3 separate regions of the Homo sapiens genome follow, and regions 1 and 2 are each linked to region 3. Evidence: chromatin loops called from intact Hi-C (ENCODE). Cell type or tissue: gastrocnemius medialis. All regions are shown on one strand.

What was found. A loop is a pair of places that touch in the nucleus more often than their neighbours do. Peaks named below come from ENCODE experiments on the same cell type or tissue, not always from the same donor. Only the 100,000 strongest peaks of a DNase experiment are listed, where the experiment ranks them.
Region 1: a loop joins it to region 3, with 16 times the contacts of the local background. A loop is called at or near these places in 5 of 110 quality-filtered maps.
Region 2: a loop joins it to region 3, with 3 times the contacts of the local background. A loop is called at or near these places in 4 of 110 quality-filtered maps.

What each region holds. Positions count from the first base shown.
Region 1 is chr6:16,735,972-16,743,971 of GRCh38, reverse strand. All of the region lies in intron 2 of ATXN1 (ataxin 1), which reads left to right. Among named protein-coding and RNA genes, the nearest start is that of ATXN1-AS1, 21 kb to the left of the region's middle. In gastrocnemius medialis, no CTCF peak of the experiment used is centred here; a DNase peak (open chromatin) is centred at 4,311; H3K4me3 peaks cover 939 bases; H3K27ac peaks cover 6,552 bases.
Region 2 is chr6:16,845,813-16,853,812 of GRCh38, reverse strand. No RefSeq gene overlaps it. Among named protein-coding and RNA genes, the nearest start is that of ATXN1, 88 kb to the right of the region's middle. In gastrocnemius medialis, no CTCF peak of the experiment used is centred here; a DNase peak (open chromatin) is centred at 3,702; H3K4me3 peaks cover 679 bases; H3K27ac peaks cover 1,778 bases.
Region 3 is chr6:16,961,619-16,969,618 of GRCh38, reverse strand. No RefSeq gene overlaps it. Among named protein-coding and RNA genes, the nearest start is that of STMND1, 140 kb to the left of the region's middle. In gastrocnemius medialis, a CTCF peak has its summit at 4,543 (motif pointing right); a DNase peak (open chromatin) is centred at 4,568.

The DNA.
Region 1 (8,000 bases), 230 kb after region 3:
CAGGATAAAGTCTAGAATCCTTAGCCTGGCTCCATAGGTTTTGAGGACCTTCCTTATCTCTCCAGCCTCATCACTCACATGTTGCCCTGTATTCGTCCCACGTCGGTCCCATCGCACTTCCTCCTTCAAGTGCCATACTCTGTTTTTTGCTCCAGCCTTTAGACATGTTGTTCTTCCTCCTTAGAACCCAGCTCCTCTCTCTGCACTGTCTGGCTACCTTTCCCTCATTCTTGAAATCTCAGCTTAGAGTCTCTTCCTCACGAAGCCCTTGGACTAGGGACTATGTTATTTGCTACCTTTTCTGGGTTCCCATAGCACCCCATTCTTCCCCTTGTATAATACTTCACAACCCCTTTCCTGGCCCAGCGATAGGAGGGACTGCCCTCTTTCCAGTATGTGGCATCTAGTGAATGGGCAATACATACGGGCATTCCCCCTGTGATGCTTATGTTACAAATTGGATGTGATTCCATCTATTAATATGGACTGTGATGTATATAATTGTGGTGTGTATAATTGTGGTCAGGAACCAGCATGGGGTCCTGTGAACCACAGTGGTGGAAAAAGCTATGGCACCTGTTTGTTCCACTGGCTTTGTGCTTTGTCCATCACACAGTGAGTGAAAAGGTGACAAAAATGTGTAAGAAGCCTGTGCTAAGGAGAAAGAAAGGTCCAATGATGAATTTTCTGGAAAGAAAGCTGTACGTAATAGAGTGCTGAATTCGCTCAATCATATTTAAGTTTTATAGTACTGCACTTATAACCACACAAAACACTATTATTATTGAAATTCAATACAGGAAAAATGCTTTTGTTTTTGAACGTCTAAGACTGTCTTCCTCCTCATTGAAAAAATTCCTACTGAATTTCGATTATATGAAGATTTTTAGAAATGCAGCTATTGCATCGAATGAATAAATGAATTTGAGGTTCACGTTCTTAACATCTGTTTTCTGACTTTGATCAGTCTCCTTTAAGTGCTCTCGTGGTCATACTCTGCAACTCAGGTGAAAGTTTCTAGTGAGATAGTTATCCCAAGGAGATACTTTTATCTGGAAGAGAGTAGTTCTGAAGTTCTAAGTGAGGTTGGTTGGTTAGATTTAGGTTAAGGTACCACATGGAAAGGAGAACTGCTTAAAGGGGTAGGGTGACCATGAAACCTTCTTCTGCAAACCCTGCTCGTCAAGTATGAAACCGGTGGGGTAGGAGGTCCATCTAATCTTATCTGTGCCCTTTTGAGTTGGCCGGCCGGGTGACCATCCATCTCCTCTGGGTTGTAAATGACTTCATCTCGAAGTTGCACTGTTGGTGGTAGGTGAGGACGCCTTCTCCAGGTGGAGGGAGTGCATTTGTGGTTGATGGTGTGAGCGACCATATGTTGGACCATATGTCAGAACCTGTTAAGAGATTCTGACAGGTATGGAAATGCCTCCCATTGGAAACTGAAGCCCTGGGTCCTTTGACCGCTGCAGCACCCCCAGAGGAGAGTACCCTAAGGCCCTTTTAACCTTGCCCTGCCCTGGCAGGTTCCAAGGGGAGGCAGAAATGACTCTGGATGAATTTTGTTTTGATTATTCTTCCCCTTTTCCAGGCTCTGTGTCCAGTTCACCTCTGGAGCTGCCTGGGTCACTGCAACCCAGACTAGAGAGAAGTATGACCCCAAGTTGTGGCTTTTATTGGGAGACAGCCTTCATCTAAGGAAGTGGGAAAGAATGTGTTCCCCAGCTGCTGCCTTTCTGGTGTCTGATCTGATACTTTTCAAAAGATAGCAGTTTTGTTTGGTTTGATTTGGATTTTTTTTTTCTTTTGTAAGTGGTCATAGACCCATAAGACAAGTTTATTATTGTATTGACAGAAGAAAAAAATGCCATGGTTATTTATTTAAAAATCTCTTTCCATACAACTTTGCTTTCTATTGAGTTTGAAGGAAATATGGTGATGGCATCTAAGCCCAAATTTCGGTGTTTTATTTTGGCTTTCCTGTTCTGTTTAAGCCTCTGTAACCCCTTGAACCTTTCTCTACTCTTCAGAAGGAACAAGTTATATTTTTTTTCCATCTCAACATCGTCCAAATGAACCGTACTATTTTAACAATCTGTGTAAACAGATATAAAAGGAGGAAGACTACTTTCTTTAATTTTCCTCCCAGCGAGCTGCAAAGCTGTTTCAGTCATCCTAGTGATTAGCAGAATGTGAGTAATAAACAACATTAAAATGAAGAAACGTCTTTCTGAGTAGGACCTTGAAATGTGGGTCTCACCAGTAGTATATGAGCCTTCCTCAGACTAAACTCCATGACACAGTTCATATCATCTTTAAGTCCTGGAGGGAGGGTTTTTTAATATGTGTAAATGACCAAACACAGCTGTTGGCTGTCCTGCTGTACAGAGAACATTCGGTGACCTGAAATCGCAAAGTTTCTGTCTCTGAAGGGTGCACTTAATTTAACTTTTTGCCCTGAAGTCTCAAGAAATGAGACTTCCTTTAAAAAAAGTGTTCTTAAAACTTTCTCATTTTAAATGTCCAGGGTCTTCAAAGAGTATACTGGGAGGAAAGTCCTGTGTTTCCTGTTTCTCTTGTAGGACTAGTCAAAAGTACCCTTTCTCTTGATGGTATTCTGCAGTCTGAGCCTCTGATTTAGTAACTACAGCCTTTAAAACCACAGTTATCCAGACCATGTGCAGTGGTTAATGTGTCATGAGTCTGCCTCAGCTGATAATAGCACATCACAGAATTCAGAGTGCCTTAGATAAATTGTTTCAGTGGATAGTCATAATGACTGCTTGAGTAGAAAAGTACCCTCATTTTCTAGGGGAGAAAACAGAACCTACGAGGTTGACTGATTTACTAGATTCCAGTGGTTAGAAATACATGTAGCCTGTGCTGTAAACCTGATTTTCTGACTTGTAGTTCAGCTCTCTTCTCCATCTCCTTGTACAGCCAAGATACCCCAGAAATTATTTGCGTTTCCGAAGTTGTAGGATGAAAAGACATGTCTTTGCTTAACTGAGTTAGCCCCCTAGAACAATATTGAGATGGAGCTGGAATGGTGAAGAAATGCAAGAGTCCAATCCCTTGGGTATGTGCAATTCCCAGTTACCCCTTGAAACAGTGCTTCATTATAAATTTAGATGTTAGAGGCTGGGCATGGTGGCTCATGCCTCGAATCCCAGTGCTTTGGGAGGCCAAGGCGGTGGGATCGCCTGAGGCTAGGAGTTCAAGACCAGCCTGGGCCACAGAGTGAGACCCTGTCTCTAAAAAAAATAAATAAATAAATAAAAAATTATATGTTAGATGTTTTTATAGTGCCGGAGCCTAAACTTGATGGATAAACAGAGAATGATTTTCATTTTGCAGCCACTGCACCTTTAAAGTTGAGCTTTTTGAGGTGTATTTCCTTTAATGCACCCATGACAGCAAGGTTGAAAACATCAGGAAATCAAATTGATCTCATATATGGAATCTTGAAATTTAATGTCATCTGCTCTGAGAAGTCCTTGTGGATGGGAAGATTGTACAATCAGATCATTTCTCTGTGTAGGTATCTGCTGTCTTTCTACTAGATGTTACAGAAGAGATTAGAAGAAGCTCTTCCAGCCACCTGTGAATCAGCTTTATTCTGCTAGGCAAGAAGGAGCTGGTGCTGGACATTTGTATCTGCAAAAACCATGAGTTACTTCCCCAATAATTAAGTATCTACTGTTACAACATCTAGTGGCTAATCTTTTAGTAAAATACACTGTCCATCTCTTGGTGCCAGAAGCAATAACTATTATGAAGCCTTTTCTTTCTTTGCAGAAGTAGTTTGCTGGTGACCATATTGTTAGTTGCAGAAATACTCAGAATCTGATTCACATTTAGACTTGACAGAAGCCAGATTTTATATCTGGAAACCTCATTAGTGAAACTGCAAACAAGACAAAGGCCATCTATCTCTCTCTTAGGTGCCCTCCTCAATCTCTTTACAGCTTTTCCCCCAGGAGTCAAGGAGATACAGCCTGGCAGGGACTTTTGCTTGGTGATGGAGTAGCTAAGAATGTTTCTCTCTAACAGGTCACAGAACAGAAAGTGCTGGTGGACATCTCTTCTTGCCCCAAGATCTTCGTTGGAAGTCCCCGGGACTTGGTGTCTTTGCCGTTCAAAGTGTTTATGAACTCGCCAGGAGGCATAATGTGTCACCATTTTATTCTGGGCCACCCTAAAGGATGACACCCAGCTTCAGAGACCTCCTCTTGGACGACATCCCTGAGAATCAATGTTTTAGCTGTCCCATAGTCTGACGTCTGTTTCCGACCGCTTTTGAGCTGGCGCAGGCTTAGTCATTAATGGCCAGGACGATGTTAAATGTTCTGCCTGATTGGCTTGCAGCTACACACCTTTTGTCATTTGCAGAGCAGCAACTCCCTCTTGAGCTCTTGGGGAGTCTTTACACAAATACACTAGAAAAAAGGCACCCATCCATTTTTTTTCCATCTTGGCATTAGCTCACAGGCATAGTCCTGGGATGACCTGGAGTAGAGGCAGTGGAGGATAAATTCATCTTGCACAGACTTGTTTGTGCTAGTTCTAGCCTGTCTCTCGCCACAGATCTAGCTTTTAAATACTCAAGTGATTGGTTTTGTGTAGGAATGTGTGGATTGTTGGATTGGAAGAATTTTCTCCCTGGATTTCTAGTGTTTACATAAGCAGATACAAAAAAAATTTGATCACTGATTTAAATAGCAGGGCTTATTTTAAAAAGTTATGGGTGCTTCAAGGTGGTACAGAATAAAAATGTCAGGGTTTTTTTTTTTTTTTTTTTTAACAAGTCGTAACACAACCAAAATGTATATATTAATGTTTTGTCAGGAAAGGGTCAAAATGGAAAATTTGCAACAAAGACAAACTACAATAGAACAAGTGCAAACAGAAGCTGACAAATATATGCCCCTCGTTGGGAGTTCAGCCCATGGAATGTTATGTAGGACAAAAGGAATGGAAGAGATATTTCAGTAACATTTTGTTCTCTGTCAAAAACCTTCTGAAATATAAATCTGCTGTGTATTGGAGAATGGATACAGCAATTGATTCAAGTTGAATAGCTTTCATTTAACTAGAATATCCCACAGAAAGCAGTTCTTGTTCTGACAACCATATTTTTGCTTTCTTTCACTTAAAGAAAATTGAATTCATGTTTACATATCTTATAGGGTTGTTTTATGGACAAAGACACGGGTCAAACCCCATCACAGTGGCTAGTGTTACAACAAATAGAAACATTTCTAAATGAAATAACATTTCTAAGCCAGGGCCAGTGCCTGCAGTAATAATACTAGGTTGGTATTATGAAGCCATTTGCAACTATAAATAATTCAGTCATAGATGTGCTTTTTTTAAAATCCTGGTTTTTTAAAATTCTAGTCTTTTGCCAATACACACACCCATACACATACTTCACCTATTTGCATAATAGAGGAGGAATATGAATATGTATATAATAAAGTCACTTTATTTTGGACTTTCTGAAACAGATTACCTTTTTTCTTCTCCTCATGATGGCTCCCTGAGTTGCTTCCAATTGTTGAAATTCCATAATTACCCACAAATATGGATGTGCCCTTCTAAGGGTCTTGCCATGTCAACCAGCCCAGCTGAAAGCTAATAGCCAGTGTTAGCGGTTTAAGGAACTGAGCTTCAGAATTGAGAGCCCCCAGCAAAGGAAGTTCTGTTTTTATTCTCCATTTCTACTCTCCTCAAGGAGAAATTAGGTGTTTATTGTTTTGTTTTGTTTTTTAAATTCCCAGATCATTCTGGCATTGGTCCTGGATTCGCTGCAAATGTAATTTTTAGCAACATCTATTACTCCTGAAATATTTTGGCTCTTCGTGGCCTGTATGATTCAGTAGACTCTGAGGTTTTCCAAGTACATTAAGGACTTAAATACAGAATGTCTTAAAATTTTAGGGCTATTGATCAAGAGAAAGCTTCTCGAGGAATAAAGTTCTGTTAGGTTTTAGCCCTATTCTGCTTTCAAAATTCTTAACTGGATGCCGTCTATTTTGTTTTCTTTCTGTGTTTATAACTAATTTGCTACTTGGGTTTATTGTTTTCTTACTTAGAAACTACTTTTTTTTTTGTTTTGTAAATGCACAGCACTTAAAAATATAAAACAGTTCCAAACAGTTCCAACCTGTTCATTGTTTATACCTTGACCATCTTTTCTGTCTTATTGCTGAACCATCGCTTCTCTTTCTACTTCTCTTCTGGGATTTCATCTTGCTCAGCTAAAATTCTAGTGTGTTATTCTGAATATTATGGCTGGAGTTTCCTGACCAACTTCTTGCATCTGAGTCCATTTCCTGTGCTTAAGGCTGCTGGCATTCCATTCACTGCTCCTAGTCAAAACTGAAACTTCTCCTGCTAATGAGATTAGGCCTTACAACACTATTAATTTCTTCCTCTCTATTTCTTGCTCCATTGTTATTTCTCAGAGATGAAAATCTATTTGTCATTATGAGATTCATTTTGGCATCACTTACTAAAGTTCCCTTGGATTTTTCTGTTCTTCATACACCCTACAGCTTCAAACTGCAACAGTCATCAACTGGTCTTTGACAAATTAGTTGTCTCTACACATGGTTTACAATATTACACTAGCTGTTTAAAAATAATTAAGCTTCTTTCTGTGTTCTTTGCTGTGGGTCAGGAACTTTACTTCCTTTGCCATGCAACACAGAAGTTAATCACAAATGGGTCCTCTGAACCAAATAATTAAAAATAGAGCAAAGTTTCTGAACCAGGCGGTTGGCAGAAACGTCTGTACTTCCATCTGTGCATGGTTAGGAAAATATTTCACGATATTTAAATAGCATCAGCTTTGCTCTCTTTTGTGTGAGAGTGTGTCTGTGTGTCTATGCGTAATTCATTGCTTTGAAGGTTTGTTTGACTGTTAGATAATCATATAAAAAAAGTTACTGGCAAGGAAACAGGAAAGCAAATCCAGGTGTTTTGTGCATACATTCTTTATTTACCAGTCTCTGTGAAGGAGCAATGATCTTGCTTTTGCTTTTCTCTCTGACTGAAAGTTTTTGCCTTGTTATGTGCTGCAGAAAACTAAATAACATTGCATTTTGACTTTGAAATCTTTATGTCTCTTGATTTTCCACTTACAAATAACCTTTGCTAATGGCTTTGGGGAGCTGTTCGTATGTACCCGAAATGCTGATGAATCTATTTCAGTTTGAAGTGTGGCAGATTAGGAATTTCTGCTCTCTGGAAAGGGGATTTATACCTGGAATATGCATCAAATTCACAAACACTTTGCGATATACGTGCAGACACATGAGTGACTGGTTTTGACAGGAATTTAATCCTTCAATTGGATTTCCCTTTGTTCTTGTGAGTAATCAGTATCTCATAAAATATATTCAGTTTTGGCTAATTGTACAGCTATGATACAACTTTAAGTTTCTAAGATGTAAATTACTATGTGATATAAAGATAATTCCCCTCTAGCATTTTTCTTTTGTAACAGCCTCTTTTTACTCCTGAAAAGCTCTTTATTTTAAGGTTGATTTCATTCTACTAGGAGAACTGTTGTGTTAGATAACAACTAATGCCCAATAAATACACTGAAGGGAGATTAGGAACTGTTAAAGAAAGAACACAAAGCAAATGCCTTAATTTCGTTCTTTCAGAACGTATATATTTCCCAAAGTTGTCAGTTCCTTTATGTTTCTAAAAACTTACCAGGTAGGCATATTCTTAATACTTTGATAATAAAATTAAACACTGAAATCAAAGCTGTAGATTGAACATGCTCACATTAAGTGAAATTAAGGAGAGAGGAATACATTTCATTATTAATGTATCAGTGAATTCTGGAGTTTAGCCATGAATATCAGCTATAATCAATAACAGTTTGAGTATTTAGGCAGTTTGTAATTCATGAAATTTAAATCAGAAGGGTCTTTAAACATCTTTTTGTCTAATCTCATTTTGCATTCAATTTAATTCTATTT
Region 2 (8,000 bases), 120 kb after region 3:
AGCCACCATGCCCAGCCAAAACTGTTTTCTTTTAAAGACATAAATATAGTAAAGGGATGTTTTCCTCCCAAAATAATTACAATAATGCCCAGGTATCTTGGTAAGCTAAAATAGTCCTAACCACTTGGGCCCACCCTCCACTTTGGGATCTGACTCCAGACTAATGAAGAACTCACCATCTTACTTTAGACTGACAGTTATAAATTGTCTGAGTGGCTGCAAACGTCCAACTCCTTAGAGGCTTGAATAATATCTTTTAGTCTGTAATTATAAGCAGGAGCAAATGAACGTCTATACACTATGATTTTGAGACAGATTCAAATAAAAAGAATTGGTAGCATTATGAACTCTACCTCAAAAATATATCAGATAGGTACAAGTAGATCAATGGGGAGACCCAGAAGATGTTGCAGTTTTCTGCAGTCAAACAAATTATAGAAATCAGGGCAGGAGGAAAAGAATACAGAGCATGCCAGGGTGGCAAGATCCATTTGTCTGTGTTAACGTATCTATCTGCTCCCTATGTTCTCATATTGACCTTGGTGCGATGAAGCCTGCAGTGAGGCAGAAGACCTACGCTGTTGTACGTATGGCTCTGCCTTATGTTTGCTGTGTGGCTTGGAAAATTTTACACCAACTCTCTGGGTTCCAGGTTCTTCTTCTGAAAAATGGAGACACAAGTGCTTTTCCTATTCACCCAGAGGGGTAGTTATGAGGATAAAATGTGATAATTTTGGAACTGGCTCAGTGTCTTAAAGAGCTCTCTGCCTGCTGTTGACAAGGGAAGTCTAGTGTAGACTTTCAGAAGGCTGCCTCCCTCTCTCCAAAGGTTGCAGTAGACAGTGGCCACTCCTCCATCCCATGAGCAGTAGCATCACTCAGCATTAGCGACTAACATTGTTTCTGGCGAGGTCCTTGCTGTTCCTCTATCTCCGTTTCCAATAAGATCTTTTTCAGATTACTTTGGAACTTCCCAAGACGGCCTTCATCCAAAATGCAATGTTCAGTTCCTTTTTTGATCCGTATCCAGGAGCCCTAGACTAGACCAGTTCTCCTAAAACTCATTGAGCTTCAGATAGAGCCTCAGGTTTCAGCTTGCCTGGAAAAGATTTAAGACAAGGAGTTACGTGAAGATTTTGTAAACTATGAAATTCTACTCTGTTGTAAAGTAGCCCTTTGTGATTTTACAGTAATGGAGCACTCACTGAACCTTCAGAGGCAACTCATTCCATCTTTGGATAGCTCTGATGGTTGAGCTGGAATCCAGGTCCCTGTCACTTTTTGCCATTGTGGTCCAAGTGCTACTCACAGTTCCATACGGAAGTCCAATCACCCAGGACACTTTTTCTTTTCTGTCCCCCCTAAAAAGTCTCTTTTTCCCTGTTGTTTCTCATGGATATAGTATCTAATTCCTTATTGCCCTGTTTTCTTCTCCCTGAACACCTCCAGTTTTTCTGGCTTGAGGGTAATAACTAATAATAATGGTTATTACTAATATTCCACTAATAATCTGCCAGTTCCTCCACAAGAATATTATGATTTTGTGAGATTCTTAATGAAGCTTCAAATATAGACGGAAAACAAAGGTCAAAAATCTAGCTTATTTCCTTATCTATAAGCCTGGTTATATTGTCGATGAAAGAAATGAGTTGTGTTTGACATGATTTGTTCTTAGTGAACCAGTGCTAGCTCCTAGTGATCATTGCTGCTTCTCTTAAATAATCCATTCTAGCATCTTGGCCAGAATTCACTTTCACTTCCTTTCTGGAAATCAGAATGACACCCCAGTTTTTGAACCTTCCTTGTTCTCTGTAACTCTTTACAGATTCATAACAATGACTCAGCAATCTCTTTAACAACATTTCTCATTTTCGTCTTTTGATAAGAGATGAACCATTTGGATCCCAGAAATGAATGCAAGCTAACTTTGTGTGTCTGATGTGGATACTTCTTTCTGTGTAAACCTGAAAGAAGGTTATTTCTGAGGACTGAGAATTCTGTTTAGAGAGAGGGTGGGCTGAGACAACAGACTTCACTATCTTGAAACACCAACATCCACAACCCTCTTTATGCATAGTCCAAAAGAACATGAATTGTTTCCTAGCAGACAAGGTTCAGAGCGTGTACAGAAGAGAAAAAATCATTAGTAGGATCAGGCGGGACAGGCAGATAAATGAGGAATGAAAAGGATGACAATCGGAACCTGTGTTTTAATCCTTCCCAGGGTGCATCACTCCTAGAAAAGAGAGAGGACTTTATTAGTCTACATCTTTCTCCACTTAGGTTTGGCATGACCAGCAGCATCTCTCCTAGGAGGGAAACTACAAGTGTCTGCTGGTCTGGATTAAGATACAATAACAGGGGAAGCATATGGTCATTCACATGGTGCTTGTTCCCACACTGCGCCAAGGTTAACAAATTAATGAAAAGGAAGCACGCGACATAAATGTTGAGCCTTATTAAACATGAGATCATCACTCCCAGCTATCTTTATCTTACAAGAATCTAAATTAAAGCAATGCAACCCCTCTTCCATGCATACACAGTGAAAATCATTCTTACAATAGCAAATCATATTTTTGAGGACAAACAACAGCAGTTTTAAACTCTAAAATTGTAAGGAAAGAGTCTGTTCTAAAAGAGTTTTATTGAGATGATATGGGAAGAAGCAGTGTTATTTATTTAAGTACAGCATTGCATTTTCCTTTGTCCTTTCAACAGGTTAGTAATTACAGGAGTAGTGATTAGCCTTGACAGAGGGTACACAAAACGATAAATGGATACTGTGTGCATGGGGGGGCTCTCTGGTGCCAAGCTTATTATTTTCAGTCAGAGCTAATTATCCTTATTATACTGCATGACTCTTTTCTCGTGAATTATGAGTGGAAAAGTGCTGAATAGAGTTTTTTTCCAAAGTGCCCTGAACTGTGGAGGGAAATGAAAATTACAAACAATGAAAAGCTTGTTAGACAATGAGAGCGATCATCTATAAAGGGATTCTGAAGGAACTTCCCTTTTCCTGCGCTATAGAAATGTAAAGTGCTTATCAGAAAATGATCAGGGTTTTGTTTTTGTTTTGTTTTTGCGTTTAGTTTTTTTTTTTTTTTTTTTTTGCCACACGGATGATGGGAGGAAAAGAGTTAGACTCAGCTCAGCCTGGGGCAGTAGCAAAGCAGCAGGAAGAAAGATGGAAAGTCTTACTTAAATCTTTGTACAGGATCAGTAAATTATGGAGGGTGGGGGGCAGATGGAGGGTGGAGGGCAGGGGGAAATTGTGTTTAGACACAGGGGCAGAAGGAATTTGTGGTTGCTGATTCATGCAATTAGATCCCCACGGCCAGACCCTTCAGTGTAAGGAAAGATAGGATCCTGCCTGGCCCAAATGCCACCTGAGAACCGACCTGAGAAGAGACACTTCAGTTTGAAATCCAGTTACCACTCAATCCTTTATCTGTCTCTTTTTTCCCTTCTCTATTGCCCCCCTCCCATTATAGTGATGCATATGAACAAAATTCCACAGATGGTGCATGCTTTTATGAGCTCAGTCCTGAAATTTGGTTCGAAATTTCCCCAGTGTCCTCTGTGCTTCTCTCTTTGCAACAGATGCACTTAAATGTTAGCAATTTATTTGCGGCCTGTGCTCCAGCCAGAGCTGGAGAGACAGGGCTGTTGTACAAAGAGTAGCACAGCCACTAACACAGCACGAGGTTCCCTGACCGCAACTGCTGGGGCTGCGGGAGGAGGCCTCTGTTTCTGTGGGCACAGCCAGTCAGTCACAGGAAAACCAAACTTTATCTTCCCCTCCTTCCAGCTCAAGTCTGGTCCCTGAATAAGACGTTAAATCCAGCGATTGCCGAAGAAGGGCTTTCCTTTCTTTAGCCTATCATGCCTAGTATTCTCCACACGCCAGCATCTCATTCTCAATTTTTACCAGTTAGCCGGCTTCTGGGATTCGGAAGGCTGGAATATAGAATTTCATGAGAGTTCAGGAACAGGCAGATTCTTTTTAAGGACACCAGGGCTCTGTAAGGTGACACCCTCTAAGAATACAGCCTTGGTTCCAGGGTAACGAGTGAGTCAACCCTTTTATTTAGTATGTCAACAGTGAAATGCTCATTTAGTTGGACTAAAATATTCTTGAACAGAAAGTTATGGGCTCCCTGTGTGGGTTTGGAAATGTCAGCCCAGATAAGCAGGCAATTAATGAGAGTGCAATTGTTATCTTCCTCTAACGCAAGCATCACCGATGAGATTAAGAGGTGACATGTGATTGCCCAAATAGGGGCGTGCACTAGTAAAACATAATTAAGGAAGGAAGTACATCCTGGAGAAGCAACTTGAGTTGCTTAGTGAGGATGACATCTTCTTTATGCTTGTAATATCGTTACATAGGTGAGATCACCACAGGCCAAATTGCCCAGATCCTATCCACAATCCAATGGTATTAGGAAACTTGTTATTTTAACCTGTGATTCACACTTTTTCATCCTCAATACAGGCTAATCTTGTCACTCTTCTTAATAGTTTTTGTTCCTTTTCCACAAGATTCTTTTCATTAAGATGAAGAGATTCCAATGTCCCTAAGTCTGAGTGTTTTTATTATCGTTATTTCTTGCTAATTAGTTAAATTTGAAGTTCCTTAAACCATTGCACCAGAGTATGACAAACAGCCTTTCAGCAAGGGACTAAGCTGGTACCCAGTTTCTACACACATACCAACGGGGTCATGATGTCCACCCAGCATATTTGGATCAATCATTCTGGTGAAAATTACTTCCCAGCTAATTTCATGGACTATTTTTGATGTGATCATTCACCTTTTTCTTTTGGAGGGGGTGGAGAGGAGGGAGCGGAACTGTAGTCTAGAGAGTGGGGAGCAGCGTAGTCTCTGCTGTCTGACCACCAGCGCTGCAATTTTGATCCATGTTTCCCATATGACCTAAGCAAGTTACTTACAGCTTCTTATCTACTATTCCCTTATCTACAAAGTGGGCAGTAACATGATTTATTTCAAAGGGGTTAGATTTGAAAATTTATAAGAAGCTTAGCACAGTTCCTGGCATTCAGTAAACACTCAACAAATTTTATTGTGGTTATTTTTATTATTTTATCGGCATCATGGTCATTTAAAATAAGGTGGCATGCATTTATATAATAATGCTAATGTTATACTCCCATATTGTAAAAAAGACAATAATGCACTCAGGTATAGTCATCATCATTTGCAAAATGTTAGGTAGAGAGGATCCTGATGAAATAAGCTTCAAACAAAGAATGATTTTTTTAAAAAACCCAGATCTGATTCTGATCATATCACTGATCTGCTTAAACCCTTCAATGGGTTAAGCACTGCTCATAGGATAAAGCCCAAATTTCAAAACACGACTTTGCAAGGCCCTTTGTGACCATGTCTTGCTCACCTTTCTTACCTCAAAACAGATCGCTAAGCATGGGCTTTCATCTGCCTAGAGTATTCCTCCCTCCTCTCTACCCATAACTAATGTCTACACATCCTTCAGGATCTGACTTCCATGCAACTTCTCCCTTGAAATCTTCCCAGTTTCTGCACACCTGAGTTGGCTGTCCCTCTGGCCTGATACTATAGCATCGTGTGTTAGTTTTGTTGTTATTGTTGTTGTTGTTTTTCTGTCAAAGAATGCTTTGGAATTGCCATTGTTCTTGTCCCTCGCTAGCCCAAGAGACCCTTGAGGATAGGGATGGTGAGTGCCGAGTTCACCACAGTTGCACAGTGCTTGTACGTATGGGTGATTCATTTACATAACAAATTTTAGTGAGTCTCTACATATGCATTGCTCAATCCTCCATCCTTCCTCAAGTGAGCTGCACAGCTCAAATGGATTCACAATTTAAAATTAGACTTAGCCTCATGCAAATACATAGCTCAGTACTCATTCCGGCTTGTTCTATTACTGTATGTGAGTGGGAAATTCTAGGTGGAGGTCGAGGTTCAGGACATTTGCCAATAACTTCACCAAGTCAGCCTTTACTTTCACCACAAAATGTCTTTGTAGCGGGGAGCTAATGAAAGGCAACCTGCTGAAGGTGGGTAGGAGACTTCCATGCTGCACTGGCATAGCAAGCACGCTGCTTATTCATTCATTTGGGATGGTTTGGAAGGAGAACAAAGCCCCTCCCACCAAGCTACCATGATGCTTCCCATCAGGCAATGCTGCCGCCAACGCCCTTCTCATTTCCCAATTAAATGTGGAAAGCCAGCTTCCTGGAAATTCCAAAACACAGGGACAAAGAAACTAGATGTCTGTCCATATTTTGCAAGGCAATCCTGGCAGATGGAGCAGCTCCTCGATAAACTTTTACACCTGAAATTCAGATTTTCTGATGAAGGGTATAAGGCTTTGTGTTATTTGTTGACAGTTATGAGCCACAATCATATTTAAATCTCCCTGCAAACTGTATCTGTTATGCCAAAATAGCTCTGGTTAGGTTTACAGCCTGGGTAGAAGAGTAGCTCCTGACGTTATTAGATGTGTAAACCACTGAAATGTAGTGCTTAGGGACTTATGTGCATGGAAATACACAGGTTTTGTTAAGTATATTCCTCAGCTCTAAAAAGGAGAGGGACCAATTTTGTTTGTGCTGTTAGCATATTGTTTGCTTGGCTAAAGTCAGGTTGCCATCAACTGAGGGGATAAGGCATGAGTCAATGGCTAAGAAAACTTAAAAAGGCTTAGATATGGCTGCTTTTAGCTTTCTGAATGGCTGGTGCCCAGCTAAAATAACAGATGCATTAATACTTCCCCAGTGTTACACAAATGCTAAAGGCAGTGGAAAGCTGACCTTCTCATGCTTCTTAACAGTTTTAGTCCAATTATGACCCTACGATGCAAATGCTAAGGCCTGCTAGTGGCTTCTTACTATAATTATTTTGCTATTGTCGTCAAAGCTGTCACAAAATCAGTGAATGAAAGCAGGTGCTCTTTTTCTAAGAATGTGAGCAATCTGCTTATTTCTCCAATAGGCCAGATTAATTATATTAGCTTGATGCAAACATAATTGTAGTTTTTGCCACTACTCTTAATTGCAACAACTGCAATAACTTTTGCACCAACCTAATATTAGTGTGTCAACACAATCATGCTAAGGACATGAATAAAATGCATGCATATGGAGAAAATGTATTTATCTACAGAACTGTAGACTTCTGCCCTAGGGAAAAAATGGTCCGATGTCCATGTTTTAAATTTTTTTATCTCCAATCTGTCAACGGCAATGATTACATCATTACAGTGAAAATGCTGTTCACTTTCAGACTTAGGCAAGACAGGGAGCCATACACATCCCAAAATACCTCCATCAGGGAGCACCCTTCAGAAAACACCCCTTGTTTTGCTCTGTTTTAATTGAGCAATAGCCTTTTACATGAAGTTCTAGATTTTTTTTTTTTCAGATTTTGCATTAAATAAAATAAATCGACCTGAGATTTTCAGTTTTATCTTGGCATTTTTTCCCCAGTGATTTTTTTTTTTTTTGGAGATGGAGTCTGGCTCTGTTGCCCAGGTTGGAGTGCAGTGGTGTGATTTCGGCTCACTGCAAGCTCTGCCTCCCAGGTTCACACCAGTCTCCTGCCTCAGCCTCCCTAGTATCTGGAACTACAGGCACCTGCCACCACGCCCAGCTAATTTTTTGTATTTTTAGTAGAGACGGGGTTTCGCCATGTTAGCCAGAATGGTCTCAATCTCCTGACCTCGTGATCCGCCCACCTGGATGACAGCCTCAGTTATTTATGGCTGTTGACCTAGGTATGTGTGATGTGGGGATGGAAGATTGTTTGGCTTCTCTGTATGTATTGCACTAAAACCATAATGAATAAACTATAAGTTAAATTAGAAACATTTTAAACTCTAATTAATTAAAAAATTAATTCACAAAAATCAAATTACCTTCCCAAAGTGTATTTTTTAAGAGAATGGGTAAAATGCTGACTATTACAAGATAATAGTAATGGAAAAAACTGATTA
Region 3 (8,000 bases):
ACTGAGTGCCACACTAATCCTGTTTCAAAAAGAAAGTTTAAAGTCCTGAACAAAGTTTGGAAATCAGAAAACCCCTCTGGAGATTAGTAATTTGGAGATTTCACTCAGCCCAAATTAAAAAAAAAAATCCTTCAGAATTGAAGTACCTCTTTGTTTCATCATAGCAGGCCTGGTGGCACTCAGGCGGGTCTTGCCTCCCTGTACAGGCTCATTCTAACTACCAGCCACAAGGCGTCTGACCACAGAGGGTTAAAAGCCTAAGAAGCAGCAAGGATGCTTGAAAACCACCTTCACATTAGGGAGAGCAAGTCACATCCAAGGCTGCAGAAAAGTGTGTCTGCTTGAAGAATGTCAGTCACTTTTGTTTTAAGAGACACAGACAGCACTTAAAGGCTGTCAATCATTTCTTATGAGAGGAGACAAGAAACTTTTAACATATGAATTGCCAATATTTTCTACAGTAAATTAGAAATATATATATATATATATATATATATATATATATATATATATATATATATTTAGTACATGTGAAAAATTATTATCTGCCAGCTTGGGCCATGTCTTTTCCATGAGACTATTTGGAGTAGCATTTACTACCTGTCAGATTTTTTTTTAAGTTTAAATAGATGTATTAAAACATAAAGAAAAGGATCTGGTCTGACCCCCCTTGACTGTAATGCTCTGTAGTCAACTTGGAAACTGACAATTTGCTAAAGTAAGAAGCTGTCCTGCTGGACAAAGTTGACGTCCAAATAGTGCTGTCTGCTACAGCAGCCACCAGATACATGGGGCCATTTAAATTTAATTAAAATTCAATAAAACGTTCGTTGCAGTCACACCAGCTTCATTTCAAGTGCTCAATAGCCCCATGTGGTTAAGTGGCTACTGTACTGAACAGCACAGATAGAACATATTTCCGTGATCACAAAAAGTTCTCTTGGACAATGATGTTTTGACTCTCGCTACTCAAAGTATGCCTTGAACCAGCAACATCAGCATTGCCTGAGAGCAGCACTGGCTTCCTGGCACATGACCTGAGCAGAGGTGTAGGGCTTTGCGCTCAGGAACTGTTTGAGACTGTTGCCCAGCCTGGTCTTGAACTCTGGGGCTCAAGCGATCTGCCTGTCTTGGCCTCCTAAAGTGCTGGGATTACAGGTGTGAGCTACTTTGCCCAGCTCTGCGTTTTCATAAAATTATAGTTTATACTTTTTGTCCAATTTCTATTGGCGTTTCTGTATTTTTCCTGTTGATTTGAGAAACCACTAAACCACTAACCACTTGCTTTAGTGCTTTGTCATCGCCATCTTGGAATTGTTAATGATTTTTGAACAAGGAGTCCTGTATTTTGCACTGGGCTCCACAAATTATGTAGCCAGTCCTACTTGAGAGCTTGCTCCAAATGCAGAGGCTCAGGCCTCACCACCCACCTACTGAATCAGAATCTACATGTAACAAGGCCACCAGCTGAATCTTCGGGACATTAAACTTTGAAAACACGATCCAGAAGTGTAGTCTTCAAACATTTTAAGTATATGTAACTTTTTCTTCAAATTGATTACGTTTCTTTTAAAATTAAATTTGCACAGAGCCAAATATATAGAATAGATTAAAATAATTATGCCTTTTAGTCAATTTATATAGTCATGGTTTGGCTATGAATAATAACTGGTTGTTTTTGGATTTGGGGGTTTGTGTGGAAGAGCTTGAATGCCACTAATCTAGATGGCACTGGCTGGAGACAGTTTATGATGTTGAGACACCCCCAATTCTATAACCACAGAGAACTGGGAAACCCCAGGTGAGCCAGCTGTCTTGGAATAAACAGACAAATCGCACCTATGATAACCATAGTATTACATAATCTTTGTATGTAACATTAGCCAACACATATTAGTGTATTCGAGAGCTCCCAGTTGGTGCTAAGCTCTTTACTACATTACCTCATTTAATCTTCACAACTCTATAAAAGAGGTTAAGATTGCCTCTTATGCAAGAGTAAGTGGAGGCTTAGACTGGCTAAGTAACTTACCCAGGCAGAGACAGCATTTGAACCCAGGATTAGGGAGGGATGAGTGAGTTACTCAATGTGGGTGTAAAATTGAAGAGAGCAGCAAAACATTTAGTAATCAAGATAAATAATATCTGAATTCAGTATTTGAAAAAATTAAGATGAATGCAAGAATACCCATAATGAGCAAACTTTCATCATTTTAAGTAAAGACGACAGGCTGCTGTCCTTGGCTTGATTTATGACGCTGTATTATTGTGCAATGGGAATCAGCCTGTCTGATGAGTCCACGGCTCCATGGCATCACATGGATATGGAGTACCCAGCCAGGTTGATGAGTGTTGACAATAGTGCATGAACAGATTGGGCAACACAGGCTTTATATATAGTCATTGATTTCTGATTGTAGAGATTTTATTAACTTTTTCCATTTTGTTCAGAATAGGGGTGGATGTTTTGATAAGTGTGTATAGGAGGCCACATTTTCCCTTTTGCCTCAGATTCCAATGTGCATTGCTGCTGCTCAGCTTTTTCAGATTCCAGAGACCGGGTCAAATGCCTACTTCTGCCCACACCATTGATTCACAATCCTGGCTGCCCATGACACTCACTGAGGGAGTCATGAAAACAGCTCCATGCCTGGGGCCCATCCCCAGAGGCCACTTCCCTTTGTCTGGGTGGTTCAGAATGGGGCCTGACATTGGGTTTGTTGCAGAACTCTCCAGTTTATTCCAATGTGTGGCCAAGGTTGACGATGACTTTGCTACATTACACTGCCTTTCTTGAAGGATCACAGGAGGCTAGCACACAAAATGCAACTCTCTCTGAGCATAAGGTAAGGTGAGGTCAGCTGGAAAGCACATGTGCTTCCAGCTCGGAATAAGAATTGTGGCATTTTAGATCTAGATGGTGCCTTAGGAGTCAGAATGTTTGAGCTAAAAGGACCTGGAATTAGATTGCCAATTTCACTGATGAGTAAACAGAAACTCAGAAAAGTTACCCCAACTTGCTAACAAGAGGCAGAGAGACAACAGGAGCAAAAGGCTCCTGACCTCAGCCCGAGCCCTTTTCAAGGAACCCATCAGAGAAAAAACACTTTCGGCTCTCACCAAAAAGAAATGAAAGCAGCCACCAGCATCCATAGCTCTCCTCCAAACATAAGAATCTACTTAATTCAGTGTTTTAAAATTTTCTTTTCCAGAATAAACCTGATTAATCCAAATCCCCATTTATAAAGTGACAATTTGCAGGCCAAATGGTTTTTCTGATCCATACTATGTTTTCAAAAGTTGATCCAGGCCGGGCGCGGTGGCTTATGCCTGTAATTCCAGCACTTTGGGAGGCCGAGGTGGGCAGATCACCTGAGGTCAGGAGTTCAAGACCAGCCTGGCCAACTTGGTGAAACCCCGTTATCTACTAAAAACACAAAAATTAGCCAGATGTGGTGATGGGCGCCTGTAATCCCAGCTACTTGGAAGGCTGAGGCAGGAGAATTGCTTGAACTGGGAGGCGGAGGTTGCAGTGACCCAAGATCTTGCCATTGCACTCCAGCCTGGGCAACAGGAGTGAAACTCTGTCTCAAAAAAAAAAAAAAAAAAAAGTCGATCCAACATTTAAACATGGGGAGATTTTCCATTACATTTTACATAATGTATATGCTTCTACTGAATACCTGGAATACTTGGCAATATCCCTGACGGTAGCACCGGCCAGAGCTGAGTCATTGCTGCCTATTGTAAAGAGGCCCAAGCCCTCCTATTTTTGTTACAGCCTCCACTACTTCCAATCCTAGTCATGACTCTAGGCTGTCTAAATGTCACCGAAAAATTTAAAATTGAAGTCGACATCTCGGAAATGCCAGAATCCCCCACCCAGTCTGTTTTATGCATTCACGTTAACTGTTAGGCCCCGGTGGCATTTGAGCTTGCAACCCTGATTTTGTCATGATAGGTCCACAACGCACCAAACGCTGGGGCAGAAAGAGCAGCCCAGGCTGCGTGGTGAGGCTATTTTTCTGCAGCGGAGACCTGAGGAGGTCTTTTACGAAGGCTTATGAGGGCAGGACCTTCTATTCCTGGTTTCCCTACCACATCGCTTGGTTTTCAGTTGCATCTATAAACCCCAAACTATTCAACATTTTTTTTTTTCATTCAAAATCTTTGTTCTATGTCATCAAGGTTTTTCTTCCTGCCTGATTTGTTTGTGCTCTTCTCCTATCCCAGAATGCCCTCCCTCTTTTTATCTGAAGTCCAATCATCCTTCTAGGCTCAGCTTCCTGGATTACTCTGATCCGTGTGGGTCTCTCCCTTCTAGGAAACTCGTATGACCTCAAGTCGATAGAGAAACCGTATGTTCCTTTTATTTCCCCAGGTCAGAGGATAAGCTCCTTAGATTTGCCTGTGTGTAATTCCTTTGAATCCTCCCTAACACCCAGGACCGGACTGGGTACACAGACCATGGTGTGACCCAGGGTCCCCTCTACTTTCCTCCAGCCGGTCGGAACAGGCGATGCAGCTCCCACTACCAGCCACGAGAGGTCGCTCATCCACACACATCTTGCCCTGCCCAGGTTCCGTGCTGCACGTAGATTACTCGAGCCTCTGGAAGTAGGGCAGGCTAATTTATCTCCTCTCCAACACAGCCTCGGGCCATCAGAGCCTCTGATGTCAGGGTCCCTGCCGTGCAAGCTGCAGAATGAAAACACTGCAAATAAGAAAGGTCACTGCATCCGCTCTGCACATTTACTTCTCACCTGAAATCTCTGCCTCGCTAGCAACATGCCAGCTCAGGCTCGGAAGATTTTCCCAACTCAGTATTCCAGCAGGAGGGAGAAGAAATCTGTGACTACTGCATGTATTATGGGTGTGCTTTTACAGATTATTGCATCAAGTCCATGGTCCAGCAATGTGCCAAGAAAGGGTTCCATGCTCTTTCTTCTGCTCCGATCCCCAGGGAGTTTCTGACCAGAGCACTGATACTCCGACTCTGTTCTGCTTTTGCTACTGCTGTTCTCCACTAATAACAACACTGACCTTTTAAAACAGGCCTTCTCGAATGAGCCAGCCTTAAAGTAGAGGTAGTGGCCAGGTGTTATTTCAGAGATTTGATGAATCCAAAGCAGCAACATGAAGGGAGCACACTAATTCCAAAAATGGGATAGATGCCACAGGAAGGTGGGAGAGCAAAAAATGTAGGTACCTAAGGTAATACCAACCACGCATGCCCAAGTACCCAGCATGGTGTCACGTTGGCATGGCAGACCAGAATGCCGACACTGGTTGAGTCTGAGTGATTGTAAAGGTTTAGCAAGGAAATGTGTCAGTCAGAGAGATTCAAATAGGTGTCCAGAGACTGGGAAGGAAGGTAGCATAGAGCTCTGCCTGGAAGCCCTGGACTCCAAAGCCCCAAGCACAGGCTTTCTGGGCTGGCTAACACGTTTCAAGACGGTCTCTAAGGAGCATTCAGACCTACTGGCAAACCTTAAAGGAAAGTCGAATTTGCCCATCGATTTCACCAGTCACTTGCACCATGATCAAAAAGATGTATTTATTAGTAGAGGCAGCACAGCGTCTGGGGAGCCGGACTCCCAAAGTGAGAATCAGAGTTCTGACATTGACTAGCCATGGCTTAAACTCTCCGAGCCTCAGTTTACACATCTGTTAAAAGGAGACTAATAACAGTACCTAAGCAAGGGTTACTATCAGGATTAAAATGCTTAGAACAGTACCCAATGCACAGCAAACACTTACGTAAATATAAGCTGTTATCACTAATGTTATTATTAATTTTGTTATCCATTCTGCACAAAACACACAGTGAATCCCCTATTTTCCAGGCCTGGCTGTGTCTGAAATAAAGAACACCAAAGAACTTTTTCAGAAATAGTGTCAATTTCATACCTAAGCAACGACAATGTCACTTTCAGTTCAGCAAGGCTCTCTCCTTTCCTATAGAGTGAAGTTGATAATTGTCTTAGAGCTACTTATTTCACTTTATCCTCCCACTCTTTAAAACAAGTCTAAAAAACTTGGGTGAGAACATATTCAACGATTCATTAATTCAACAAATATTTCCTGAGAGCCTGTTATGTGCCAAGCATTGTTTCAGGTGCTGGGATGTAGCAGCGAGGCAAATCCTCTGTCCTGCCCTAATGAGGGTTACATTCTGGTATGTGGGCACAGGCAAAAAAGGAGCAGGGAAGCAGATGAGGTAGTTCAGATAGTGTTGGATGCAATAAAGGAAATTAACAGGGTGACTTGGAGGGCCACACTGTTAATCTTACTTAAGATGGGATGATCAAGCAAAACATGTCTGGAAAATGACGTGTGAGCTAAGATCTGGAAGATGACAAGAACTAGACATGCAGACAGGCAGCCAGTGCACAGGTACAGAAAGTGGAAGGGACCCTGGGGTGAGAATGAACTTGGGCAATTCAAGGACAGAAAGAAGGCCTAGGGACAGAGTATAATGAAAAAGGGGCGTCTTTGTCCTGTAGTATTCTGCTGTAACAGAATTCAACAGACTGGATAATTTATAAAGAACTAAAATTTATTTCTTACAGTTCTGGAAGCTGGAAAGTCCAAGATGAAGGCACCAGCAGGTTTGGTGTCTGGTGAGAGCATGTCTCTGCTTCCAAGATGGTTCCTTAAACATTGAATCCTTCAGGGAGGAGGAACACTGTTCTTCATGTGGCTGACGACCAGAAGAGAGCAAACCCATAAACTCTTTTTTATAATGGCATTAATCCATTTGTGAGGGCCGAATCCTCATGACCTCAACATCTCCCATTAGGTCCCACCTCCTAACCCTGTTGTACTGGGAATTAAGCTTCCAACACATGAATTTGGAGGGGACAAAATATTCCAACCATAGCAAAAGGAGAATGGTATAGCATGAGTTTGGAGAACGAGGCAGTGGCCACATCACGTAGGGCCTTGTTCACTGGGGTAAGGTGTATAGATCTTATCCTGATGAGAAGCTATTGGTCTTGATCTATGCAGAGCAGAGTCGTGATCCAATTTATGTTTTAAAATGTGGGAGAAAGACTGGAAACAGTGAAACCATCTAGGAAATGAGAGATGATAATGGCTTGAACCAAGCTGGACATGGAGGTGATAGAGTGAAGCGGATGGATTTTAGATCAACTTTCAAGTTAAAACACAGAATTGCTGATAGTCTAACAGTGGAGGTTGAAGGAAAGGAAGAAATTAATGGTTATTTTGCAGGTTTTATACATGAGTGGGTGGTGGTGGCATTTACTAAGAAGCAAAGAAAATGAAAGAAGTAGACTGGGCTAGGGAAAGAAGGGTTTGGTTTTGCACATGATACATTTAATATGAATATTAGACATCCAAATGGAAATATCACATAGGCACTTGTCTATACAAATTTGAAGTTCAGAGAGGGGCTGGGTCTGAACATGCAAACCTGAGGGTCATCAGCAAATAGGGATCTAGAGCCAAATGCCCGACTGAGATTATTTCAGCAAGAAGGTGTTCTGGATACATTACGTAGCCATTTACCTGGGATGGGGAGTATGATTGAGCTCGCTGATAAGGAAGTCTCACAAGAGCTTCTACTAGAGTCAATTTCTTACTCCTAGCTCAGATGTGCAGACCCACACTGAAGATGAGGGAGAACCAGAGAAGAGGATTGTCTCTATTTTGTTTTTTATCCCTTCTTTTAAGCTTTTTATTCATCAGGAAAGTTTTTACTCAGTGCCAAATACACACTAATCAAACTGCTTTCCTGATTTCACACTGTGAGTATAACACTGGATAGAAATTATGGGGGGCAGATAAGATAAATAAATATGATTCCTTCCTGTCTGGAATTCAACCACACAGAAAGAAAGGAAATTACTAAGAGTCAAATAATCCAAGTAAGGCATTACATGAGTTCGGTGCAGGAAAGAGAAACCATGCTGTTTAGTTTGGGGAAAGATTGCTTTAGTAAACTAGGTGCAGAAAAAATTGTGGAAGGGCTGAAG